2 separate regions of the Homo sapiens genome follow, and region 2 is linked to region 1. Evidence: read pairs that join two places in POLR2A ChIA-PET (ENCODE). Cell type or tissue: PC-9. All regions are shown on one strand. Each heading gives the region's core, and the rest is flanking DNA. Links, peaks and the distances in the headings are about the cores only.

What was found. Peaks named below come from ENCODE experiments on the same cell type or tissue, not always from the same donor. Only the 100,000 strongest peaks of a DNase experiment are listed, where the experiment ranks them.
Region 2: POLR2A ChIA-PET joins it to region 1 with 20 read pairs; 8 of 35 experiments call an interaction of 5 or more read pairs at or near these places.

The regions. Positions count from the first base shown.
Region 1 is chr7:131,535,301-131,541,453 of GRCh38, forward strand. All of the region lies in intron 1 of PODXL (podocalyxin like), which reads right to left. Among named protein-coding and RNA genes, the nearest start is that of PODXL, 18 kb to the right of the region's middle. RefSeq lists an enhancer at 775-1,699. In PC-9, for the core only: no CTCF peak of the experiment used is centred there; DNase peaks (open chromatin) are centred at 3,281 and 3,691; H3K27ac peaks cover 1,826 bases.
Region 2 is chr7:131,624,168-131,629,347 of GRCh38, forward strand. No RefSeq gene overlaps it. Among named protein-coding and RNA genes, the nearest start is that of PODXL, 70 kb to the left of the region's middle. RefSeq lists enhancers at 1-432, 433-1,098. In PC-9, for the core only: no CTCF peak of the experiment used is centred there; a DNase peak (open chromatin) is centred at 1,764; H3K4me3 peaks cover 543 bases; H3K27ac peaks cover 2,086 bases.

The sequences.
Region 1 (6,153 bases), core at 1,741-4,240:
CTGAACTGCACCCCTAAAAATGGTTATTACAGTAAGCTGTACGGTAAGTCAATTGGACCACACACACACACAAGTGAAGAAAGCGTTCAACACCACAGCAAGTAAACAGGTCAGTTTGGGACACCAGTGTGACTGGGGGCAGCTTTCTCTCCATGGCCCTGTGTGCAGGAAAGAACACCCTCTCGTGTGTGGAATCACTCTGTGACACAGTATTGTACAACAGAGGTCACACACTTTTTCCATAAAAGACCAAAGTAAATATCTTAGGCCTTATAGGGGGCCATACAGTCTCTGCCGCAACTACTCAACTTTGCCGTCATGGGCCTGAAGACAACCGCAGAAACAACCTGTACATAAATGGGTTTGACTGTGTTCCAAGAAAACTTTACTGACAAATACAGCTGGCCAAGCAGTCATATGCTGACCACTGATGTCTAAGATCCCCCTGGGGCTAGGCCTATTTTTGTTTCTTTGTTTTTTTGAGATGGTCTCGCTCTGTTGCCCAGGCTGGAGTGCAGTGGCACAATCACAGCTCACTGCAGCCTTGACCTCCCAGGCTCAAGCAATCCTCCCACCTCAGCCTCCCGAGTAGCTAGGACTACAAGTGCTTACCACCCTGCCCAACTAATTAATTTTTTGTAGAGACAGAGTCTCACTATGTTATCCAGGCTGGTCTCAAACTCTTGAGCCCAAGTGATCCTCCCTCCTCTGCTTCCCAAAGTGCTGGGATTATAGGCATGAGCCACTGTGCTTGGCCAAAGAGGACTATGTTTTTTAACCCAGCTGTGGATCCTATTCTGACTTTCCTAAAGAGCCTGACAAGTGTCACTTGTACTAGCCTGTTAGAAACCAAGCCACATCATGGCAAACTGGGAAAAAATATTTGCAACTCATATGGCAAAGGAAAATACCTAAGCTGTCAGCTAGCTACTCAAAACCACTTAAAAACTAAGATAGATTTTAAAATCTGAAAGTTCCACAATCCAATAATAGATGCCAGGGGAGATGTATGGCATGACGGGTCCTTGGAGAGGTGCCCTCCCCTCTGGATGGCTGGTGCTGTCTACTGGTATTGCCACCCCTCAGTGGGCAGATGCTGAGGCTTCTGTGGGAGGGACCACGACTGTTTCTCTCGTATCCCTGGCACCTGCACAGAACCCAGTCCCAACAAACACCTGATAAGTGTGTTCCAGGATGGTGCTTACACCCTCGGGCCAGCAGCAGCTGGTGTCAGGGCTGGGGTAGAAGTCAGCCAGCAAAAAAGGCCAGTCCAACACAGCAGGTTAAGGCGCCTAATCTGGCCTTCCCTGCCACTTCTCCTGGGCCTCTCCCTGCTGGTTCCTGTCCCCAGCGCCCCTCCCCCTGGGAGGCTCACCTGAACTGCCTGTCTGGAGCCTGGTGTTTTCATCCTTCAGTGCCGCTGCCCCATGCTCACAGTAGGTTCTACTGTGCTCAGTCAGGAGGTTCTCAGAACAGCCCCTTTCCCTATCATTTTAAAAAATGTTTCACTAAAGAATTACAGGCATTTAAAAAATGGCACGTGGCCAGGTGCAGTGGCTTACACCTGCAATCCCAGCACTTTGGGAGGCCGAGGCAGTCAGATCACTTGAGATCAGGAGTTCAAGACCAGCCTGGCCAACATGGTGAAACCCCATCTCTACTAAAAATACAAAAATGAGCTGGGTGTGGTGGCGCACACCTGTAGTCCCAGCTCCTCAGGAGGCTGAGGCAGGAGGATCACCTGAGCCCAGGGAGGTGGAGGCTGCAGTGAGCCATAATTGCGCCACTGCACTCCATCCCGGATGACAGAGTGAGACCCTGTATATATGTATGTATGCGTAAATTAGTTAACTAATTAATTGATTGCCAGGCCTGGTGGTGTGTACCTGTAGTCCCAGCTACTTGCAGGGCTGAGGTGGGAGAATTGCGTGAGCCCAGGAGGTCGAGGCTGCAGTGAGCCATCATTGCAACACTGCACTCCAGCCTGGGTGACAGTGAGAACCTGTTTTTTTAAAAAAAAAAAGCCAAGCACGGTGGCTCACGCCTGTAATCCCAGCACTTTGGGAGGCCTAGGTCAGGAGTTCGAGACAATCCTGGCCAATATGGTGAAACCCTGTCTCTACTAAAAATACAAAAATCAGCTGGGCATGGTAGCACGTGCCTGTAGTCTCAGCTACGCAGGAGGCTGGGGCAGGAGAACTGCTTGAACCTGGGAGTGGGAGGCAGAGGTTGCAGTGAGCCGAGATTACACCATTGCATTCCAGCCTGGGCATGGAAGCAAGACTCCGCCCCACCCCACCCCACCCCCCCAAAAAGGTGCATATCACAAGTGTACAGCTTGATGAATTGTCCTCGAGGGAATACACACATTTAACCAGCACCAGATGGTGAAACTGGACAGCTCGTCTCAGAAGCCCTGCCTGTGTTCCTCTCCATCCCCGAGGGTAACCGCTATTATTCTGACTGAGAAGATTCGGGGTTGTGTCTGTTGTGGGATTTCATATCAATGGCATCACACCGTCGTGACTCTTGGGTCTGGCTTCCCTCACTCAGCTTTGCTTTGTGTAACTCATCCTTCTCGTGGTGTGCGGTCGCAGACTGTTCGCCCCCATTACAGTGGAGGACTCTATTGTGTGCACATGCCACTATGTATTTGTCCATTCTGCTGCTGATGGGCATTTGGGCGGCTTCCAGTTTAGGGCCATTGTGAATAGGGCTTCCGTGACCATCGCAGTCCCTGTCTTTGGGAAACTGATGTGTACGCACTTCAAACACATCTGTGGCAAGGCTGCACAGGGCCCACTGTGGCCCTGCAGAGTACAGGAGGGAGATGAACCAGGAGACCAGCTCCTGGCCCCTCCCCTGTGCTCTGACTTAGTTGGGAGGATGACCCCCCTACCCCCAGGCAGACCCTCAGGCTGTTTCTGTATGGGCTGCCCCACTCCGTTGTGTGTCCCAGACCCATTCTCTGACCGAGCTTCCCATCCCCAAGGCCTGGCAGGGAAGGAGTGGCAGGGGCAGAAGTGCTCTGCGGGGAGCCAGCCTCATCCTCCATCATGCCCTGGCACAGCAGCTAGTGGGGCTCAGTTTCCTCATAATGCAGGGAGCACAGGGTTCAATGACCTCTACAGTCTCACCTGATGAAAATCAGGCCCAGAGTTGGTGACACTGCATCCTCCAGGTGGAGGTCAGAGGGCGGAACCCCACCCCTACCCCCTAACAGGACCCAGCGCCTCAGCAGGAAGCTTCTAGATACATTCTTTGGAATGACTCATGACTATAATTCTGTGGCTGAAGGCAGAGAGGTAACAGGAGAGCCTGGAATTCAATCGACGGTGCCACCCAAGATTCCTGCGTCGCCACTCCCTGGGGCTCAGCCCACCCCTGCCCGCTCTGGTTCCTCTCCCTCTCAACTGCTCCCCACTCCCCATCCTGCTCCCCACTCCCGCTCCCACTGTTGTTGCTGTTGCTAACAAGAGAGGCGTCCCCATGCCGAGCCCCTGGAGCTTTGTACGTGGTGTCAGGCTTTGTCTAGGGACCACCAGCCTGCCCAGAGAAGGGGATGGGTTCTTCCTGAGCTGGAAAGAGCAGACTAACCTCCTTAAAACAATACCCTCCCCAGGGGCCTCCTAATCCCTTCCCCTGCAGCAGACCATGTGAATCCTGATCTGTCTTCCTGGGCCTTGTGCCCAGGGACAGCCAACACACCAGCCAGCTGGCAGGCGAGGACGGGGACAGGGCTGATGCCTGGATGCCTTCGCTAACCTCGCCTGCCCAAGATGGGCTCCCAAACAAGTCACCACCACAGGACAGCACCCGGGGGAGGTGGCAGAGTGGCCACTCGCCCTGCCTTTAAGGTCAGTTTAAATGACCACATCCAAGATGTGATGCAGCCTCCACAGAAAAAGTGAGCTCTGCAAATGGAGACCTGGATGTCTGTGTGAGCCGGGGACCTCTTTGGACCTTGGTTTCCTCATCTGTCGAGGGAGACATATCTATCTTGGAACAAAATGAACATATTTTTTAGAATGTATAAGCTCTTTTTTTTGAGACAGGGTCTTGCCCTGTCACCCAGGCTGCAGTGCAGTATTGTGATCTCGGCTTACTGCAACCTCCGCCTCCCGGGTTCAAGTGACTGTCCAGTCTCAGTCTCCTGGGTAGCTGGGATTACAGGCACGCACCACCACGCTCAGCTCATTTTTGTATTTTTAGTAGACATGGGGTGTCGCCACGTTGGCCAGGCTGGTCTTGAAGTCCTGACCTCGTGATCAGCCTCCCAAAGTGCTGGGATTACAGGCGTGAGCCACCACGCCCAGTCCCCGAAATGTAAAAACTTTGAGGAAAATGTTTAAATATTCCAAATCTACAGTATCCTTACTGAGGGCGGGGCTGGAAGAAGGGGCAGCCAGGCTCAGCCAGCCTTGCCGACCCCCTGCTGTGAGCAGGAGACAGGAACGTCCGTGCCCAGTCTGGGTGCTGCATGTGTCCTGGTACACTCGGGGCAGCTCTGAGACCACGGGGTAGAGGGGTGGACATGCTGCCTCACTCACATGCTGGAACTTTCTGTAAATCCACCTATTAAATGACACCTCCTAAGAGCAGTTTATCCTCATGACTGTAAACTTAATACTGGGCAAATACTGAGGTCTTAGCATATTGGCCAGACTCTGCGCCACGTTCTTCCTGCATATGATCTCATTTGTGTCTCCAGCACCCTCTGAGGACACACCTTTAGTACCTTTTAATTTTTAATCTTTTTAGAGACAGGGTCTTGCTCTGTCACCCAGATTGGAGTGCGGTGGCGCGATCACGGCTCACTGCAGCTTCAACCTCCTCCTGGGCTCAGATGATCCTCCCACCTCAGCCTGCCATGTAGCTGGGACCACAGGTGTGCACCACCACACCCAGCTATGTTTTTGATTATTTTGTAGAGATACGGTCTCACTCTGTTGCCCAAACTAGCCTTGAACTCCTGAGCTCAAGTGATCCTCCTGCCTCAGACTCCCAAAGTATTGAGATTACAGGAGTGAGCCACAGTGTCTGGCCTATTATGTACCTCGTTCAGAAAAGGAGAGACAGACTAGCCCAGGGAAGGCCCCACCCCAGGTCAGAGAGCCAGATTCTAACCCAACTGTCTCGGGGATGAGTGTTCTACCCTGCCCCCGCCCCCCAATACCCATCACACTGGGTCTGCACCGACCCGCACCCTTCGCACCGACCCTCACCCTTCTCAACTGGCCCTGTCCCTGCTCCCAGGAGCACCTGCAACCTGTCCCCAGGCACACACACACTTCCAGAGCCAAAGCGCCCGGACATTTGGCACACAACTCTTCCCCTAGCAGTAAGTTCAAAAACAACCTTGGTAAATATTTTTCTGAGGGAGCACGTTGTCTTTCCCACGCCACCTCCGGCCTCCTGCAGCCGTGAAAATAACCAGATGTGTATGGGTTTCTCAGTGGCCTCTGGAAACCTCCACCAGGGCCGAGTCTCCACTCCTGGCCTAAAACAAACAAGGGCCCCGAGCCAGAGGGAAGTCCCGCATGCATGGCTGTGGGATAGTCACCTCTGAAACGGAGAGTGCCTCTGGGAAGAGAGGGAGAAAGTTCTGTGAAATGGAGCCTGTGAATTTCCCAGGGAATGATCTGCTTCCGTCTGGTGGACACTGAAGGTTAAGGCAGCAAGTTCAGCTCTCCAAATTTCTATCCTCTTTGTGTTCTGTCCTGGCGAGAATTCTCCCCTTCCAGGAATAACACCTGTGTCCTTCTTGCTGCAGAGTAATTCACAGCAGGGCACGTTCCCCAGGCAAAATCCCAGACTAAATCCGTGCATGCTGGGGTTGGAGCAGGAGCAGGAGCTAAGGCTCTCTGATGGTCACCCGCTTACTCTGCAAAGCAGGGCAAATAAAGCTAAAACTATCACCTATCTCTCTCCTTGGCCCAGGAGGTGGAAGAAAAAGCATGGTTACCTCCCACAGAGCACACGATCCGAATTTCTTTGGTGGTTTTTGACAGTGGAGCCTGTATCTTTTGGACAGTAGGGAGTGGAGTGGAAGTGGGGTTGGGGGTGACTTGGGGGTGGGAAGGTGTTGCTTAAAAAGAACAAACAGGCCAGGCGCAGTGGCTCACACCTGTAATCCCAGCACTTTGGGAGGCC
Region 2 (5,180 bases), core at 816-3,315, 88 kb after region 1:
TGATCAAAGAATTTAACTTTTGTATGTTTAATAGAGACTGGACAGGTAACTCGTGCTTGGCTAGATTGGCCCCTGGCAGAATCTGTTACCCCTGGATTCAGCTTTGGGTCCCATCTCAGGTGTCCAGGTCCTGTATGAGCTCCTGCTGCAGAGTGGGGCCTCGGGGCCTCCCGTGGGGAACTTGTTCTGCCTCAATGTTCTGTGCTGAACAGTGTTGACCTCACATGCGTCCTTCCTTACCTCCTGGAGAGCATTCTCCTTTTTACTGCCCTTTCAGCAACTCAGCACTAGCACATTGCATAGGACCAACTGCGGGGAGGGCTCACGTGGGCCCTGGGAAGGCCACTCTAAAGTGTGGAGGGCAGGTTTCCCACCATGCGACAGGCAGAGGTCACACTGCCGTTAGCAGCAGAACTGAGCCTGAAATTCAATCTCCTGATTCCCAGGGTCCTTACCCACCTAGTGAGCTGTGTGCCATGAGGGGGCCCCGCCCATCAAAGGGTCTCCAAAAGCCAGCGATGACATGAAGCAGGAAATGTATCATTAGAGCGGAAAAGAACCACACAGCTCCACAGCTCCATATGTTGGTCAACGGGCCCATACTGTCTGTGGCTTAAATGGGTCAGAGGTGTTGTGGCAGACAATAGAACCATCCTCATTCCTCGTGGAAAGTTTCCTGGGGAGCTCTGGACCCATAATTGAGTTGATAGTAACTGGAAAGGCTAGAGGATGGTGGGATCTAAAAATGCAGCACAGAAGTTCCTAGGGCAAGTGACTTAACCCTTTGGAGCTTTAGTTTCCTCATCTGTAAAGCAGGAACAATGAAAGTGCCTACTTCTGGCAAGGCGTGGTGGCTCACGCCCGTAATCCAAGCACTTTGGGAGGCCGAGGCGGGTGGATCACTTGAGGTCAGGAGTTCAAGACCAGCCTGGCCAACATGGTGAAACCCCATCTCTACTAAAAATACAAAAATTAGCTGAGCGTGGTGGCGGGCAGCTGTAATGCCAGCTACTCAGGAGGTTGAGGCACAAGAACCACTTGAACCCAGGAGGTGGAGGTTGCATTGAGCTGAGATCATGCCATTGCACTCCAGCCTGGGTGACAGAACGAGACTCCATCTCAAAAAAAAAAAAAGAAAGTACCTACTTCTCAGAGTGTTGTGGGGGTTAAGGTGAGATGATACCTGTGGAAAGTGCCCATGGAGCGCCTGTGCACAGGAAACTTCAGGATTCTGGAAAACTGCGTTATTTCTCTCTCTCTTTTTTTTTTTTTGAGATGGAGTCTCACTCTTTCACACAGGCTGGAGGGCAATGGTGTGATCTCAGCTCACTGTAACCTCCGCCTCCCAGGTTCAAGCGATTCTCCTGACTCAGCATCCTGAATAGCTGGGACTACCGGCACCTGCCACCGTGCCAGCTAATTTTTGTATGTTTAATAGAGACGGGTTTTCACCATGTTGGCCAGGCTGTTCTTGAACTCCTGGTCTCAAGTGATCTGCCCACCTTGGCCTCCCAAAGTGCTGGGATTACAGGTGCGAGCTATTGCACTCAGCGAAAACTGTGTTGTTACTTAAAGCCTCTCTCTGTTAGTAGCTGGCCTTCCATTTCCCTTTCCCTGGCCGATCTCCTCTGAGCCCTGGAGGGGCAGGTGTGGGATGAGTTTGTCCTTTTGAGGAGGAGACAAAGACACACAGAAGTGACTTGTTCCTGAGACATGCAGTGAGTCAACAGCTGGGGCGTCCTGGAGCCTGGGTCTCCCTGCCCCCGTGGGTCTCTCTGACAGTGCCCTGAGTTTCTGCCTGCTGCTGGCCGTCTTGGGGCCCTGCCTCCCATCTTGCAGCTGACCCTGGCCGGAAACTCCGCCCCATTGTCTTAGGCCTCGGGAGTCTGGCTGCCCTGGGGTGACAGCTTTCTCCTCTGGCTGAGATAACTCCAAGAGATGTCTATCCGTTCAGGGAAGGGGGAGCCTCTGAGCAAGCTCTTCCCTGCCCTGTGATAACGGCAGACAATGCTTAGAAAGGAGAGCGTTCCATCCCACAGCCTGCCCTCTGCACCCTCCCCCTGCTCCCACCAAACCCACCTCTCCCTCATCCCCCCAAAGGCTTTGATGAGTCTTTGGAAACTTGGGTGCGAGGCTGAGTCTCATTAACTCCTTCAGCACCGTCAGTGCTGTGAGTGTGCAGGTGGGAAATGCGCCCCTCCCTGGGCAGTCTGGTGACCTCCAGGAAGCAGGGTCAGGGCCAGGTGCTTTCTGGGTGGCTGAGGGGAGGTTTTAGTAGGGATGGTTCAATGGCTGTAGTTTTGTCCTAGGAAAAACTTTCTTTGTAGCTGAGCTCTGGAATCAAACAGATGTGAGTTTAAGTTCTGGCTCTATCATGGATGAGCTCAATGGTCTTGGGAAACTTAAGTTCCTCCTCCAAGCCCTGGCTTTCTCATCTGCTAAATGGGGGTACAAATAGCCACCACTAAGGTCATCAGAGGGAATAAATAAGTGATGAATAAATAAATAAATACACGCAGAGAACCTAGCAGAGGGCCTGGCACAGGGAGGCTATTGTGATGGTCATTTCTCCTAGAGCCACCTCTGTGCAGGCCTCGGGTTGGTGGCCTTGTGACGAGAGTGAAGGGGAACACTCTACACCTCACCCTTTACTGGAAAGAGCAGCTTCACTTCCCATGGTAAGTCAGAGAGGTCATCTTGACATGGAAGGAAAAACCCTTTGTTCATTTGATAAATATTTGTTGGCAGGTTACTGTGTGCCGTGCATCGTTTGAGCAGCTCGGGAGACCCAGTGAGTCCAGCCATCCCTGTCCACAGGTTGGTGTGAATGTGCAGGGCTAGCACAGGGGGCTGAGAAGGTAACAGATAAACTAGTGAAAACAAGTAAAAATAATATAACCTCACATAGAGAGGGGGGCTTGGAAGACAAATAAAATGACACAAGGGGTTAGAAGGTGACAGGAGGCCAGGCGTGGTGGCTAGCACCTGTAGTCTCAGCTGCGAGGTCCCTTAAACCCAGGAGTTGGAAACCAACCTGGGCAACATAGCAAGATCCCGCCTTAACAAAAAATAAAGGAATTAGCTGGATGTGATGCCTCATGCCTGTAGTCCCAGCTACTCAGGAGGCTTAGGCAGGAGGATCACTGGAGCCCAGGAGTTTGAGCCTGCAGTGAGCTGCGATTGCACCACTGCACTCCAGCTTGGGCAGCAGAGCAAGACTCTGTCTCAAAAAATAAATAAATACAAAAATAAAAAGAAGGCAACAGGTTGCACGTGTGCTATTTTTGATAGGATGTGCAGAGAAGGCCTCTCTGAAGAGGTGACATCTGAGCAATATTGGAATGAAGGGAAGGAGTGGGCCCTGGAAACCTGTGCCAGGAGTTTCCCAGTCCTAAGGAACAGCATGCTGGGAAGCCTGGGGGTGGAGGTCCAGCTCCCAGGGACAAGCTTGAGGCTGGTGTGAGGACGCAAGACTGCAGGGGCTCAGCACTGTGGCCGCGTCTATCTGGGTAACCTACTCAAACGCACTGAGGAGTCTCTCTCTGTCTGGGCCCAGGGCTCTGCCCGCATGACGGTGACCTCTGTCCCTACACAGGTGGCCTATTGCCTGCGTGTGCACACGTGTGTGTGTGTGTGAAGGGGGAGCCAAGGAACTGCAGAAAGCTGACCATGGTGGATTGCATATTTGTTTTTAATTAGGGTGATGGCAGGCAGCTGTCACTGGTTTCTTTTTATTTATTTACTTTGTCCCTGCCTTCTGATTAAAATTTCTGGTGCTATTTGCTGATGCCAGAGGCAATCTTGGGTTCTGAAAACACAGCGGGGCCCAGCTGCTCCCCTTGGGCTGGCCCTTCATTTAGGACCATGTGAAGGAAACAGCAGGTGTCGGGGCAGTGCCCTCCACGTGATACTGCTCCAAGCTCTGTGTGCCAGCCTAGGGCCCTCATTAAGACCAGAATTCAGGGAAAAGAAAGGTACCTCCATCCCCAAGTCAAGCCAGTTGCTTGACTAAACTGACTGATATTTCCCCTCATTAAATTGATGCTCATTCATCATTTCAATGCAACAAATATTTCTTGGGACCCAGCACTGCAGAGGGTGCAAGCCCAGCTGATGGTCATGGGGAAGGTGTGTTGGCTGATGGCTGTTCTCATGGGCGGGGACCCATGCCCCAATTACTGCATATTTTAAATTATCACACTGCTAGAAAAAAAAGATGAACAAGAGAATGTCTCCACCCTCAAGGAGCAGGCACATTGTAAAAATACCCATGAAACTGTCCAACTTATTTTGGACAGATGAAGTCGGAGCTTTGACAATTGGATAAACAAAGCACCAAGACATAAAGTGTATCCAAAAAATCAGCTTTTCTCAACACTTATCTCCCTGCGCTAAACCCACATGCCGCCTACCTCCTCTGTCTCTACCGACCCAGGAAAATTCACTGCCAAAATCTGTGCTGCTTTTTTTTTTTTCCTTTTAGTTTTCCCCAAGGTTTGCATTTGGAGCCACCGGAGATGGGGCTGACTTGCCAACATGCCCTCCAAGGACCCCATTCTGGCCTCCAGTTCAGGGCCTTCTTGGGGTTATCATTCTCCAGATTCCCCATCGACATGCCCCCTCCACCTCCTTACGAAACTTCTGGCTACATTTGGCTGCTGCGTCTCTCTTTACAACTTGCAGCCTACTCCTCCCTCCTCTGAATGTCGCCGTCCCTCCTTCTGCCTGTCCCAACTCTAATTCTGCCTCAGAGTCTCCTTGAAATCCCCTTGGTCTCTGGGGACTCTCACGGCCACTAAGGCCATCATTTTCTAGGCACGACCCCATGCTTCTTAGGCCTTGGTCTCTTGTGGGCTCCCTATGACCTCCTGGTCCCCTCTTCCTCATTCAGGCTCAGCTCCCCCTTTTGAGCTCTGGTGACATAAGGTGGCCTTCTCCCCTCCCAGCTGGCTGGGGCAAGGGAAGAGCACGGGCAGTGGATCATGCCACAGGGTTTTGGAAAGTCTCCCCGTGCCAGTGTTGGGTGGGATGCTCCTGTGACCCACCCGAGGGCCAGGCGGGAGGGGCGGCTGGCTGGGGAGCAGACTCTGCAGGGCTCAGATGGGCCTGGGGTGGAGGGTGGGTGCACAGTGACCAAAAACCCAGCTTGGATTCATTCTGAGGCATCCATGGGGAGTGTG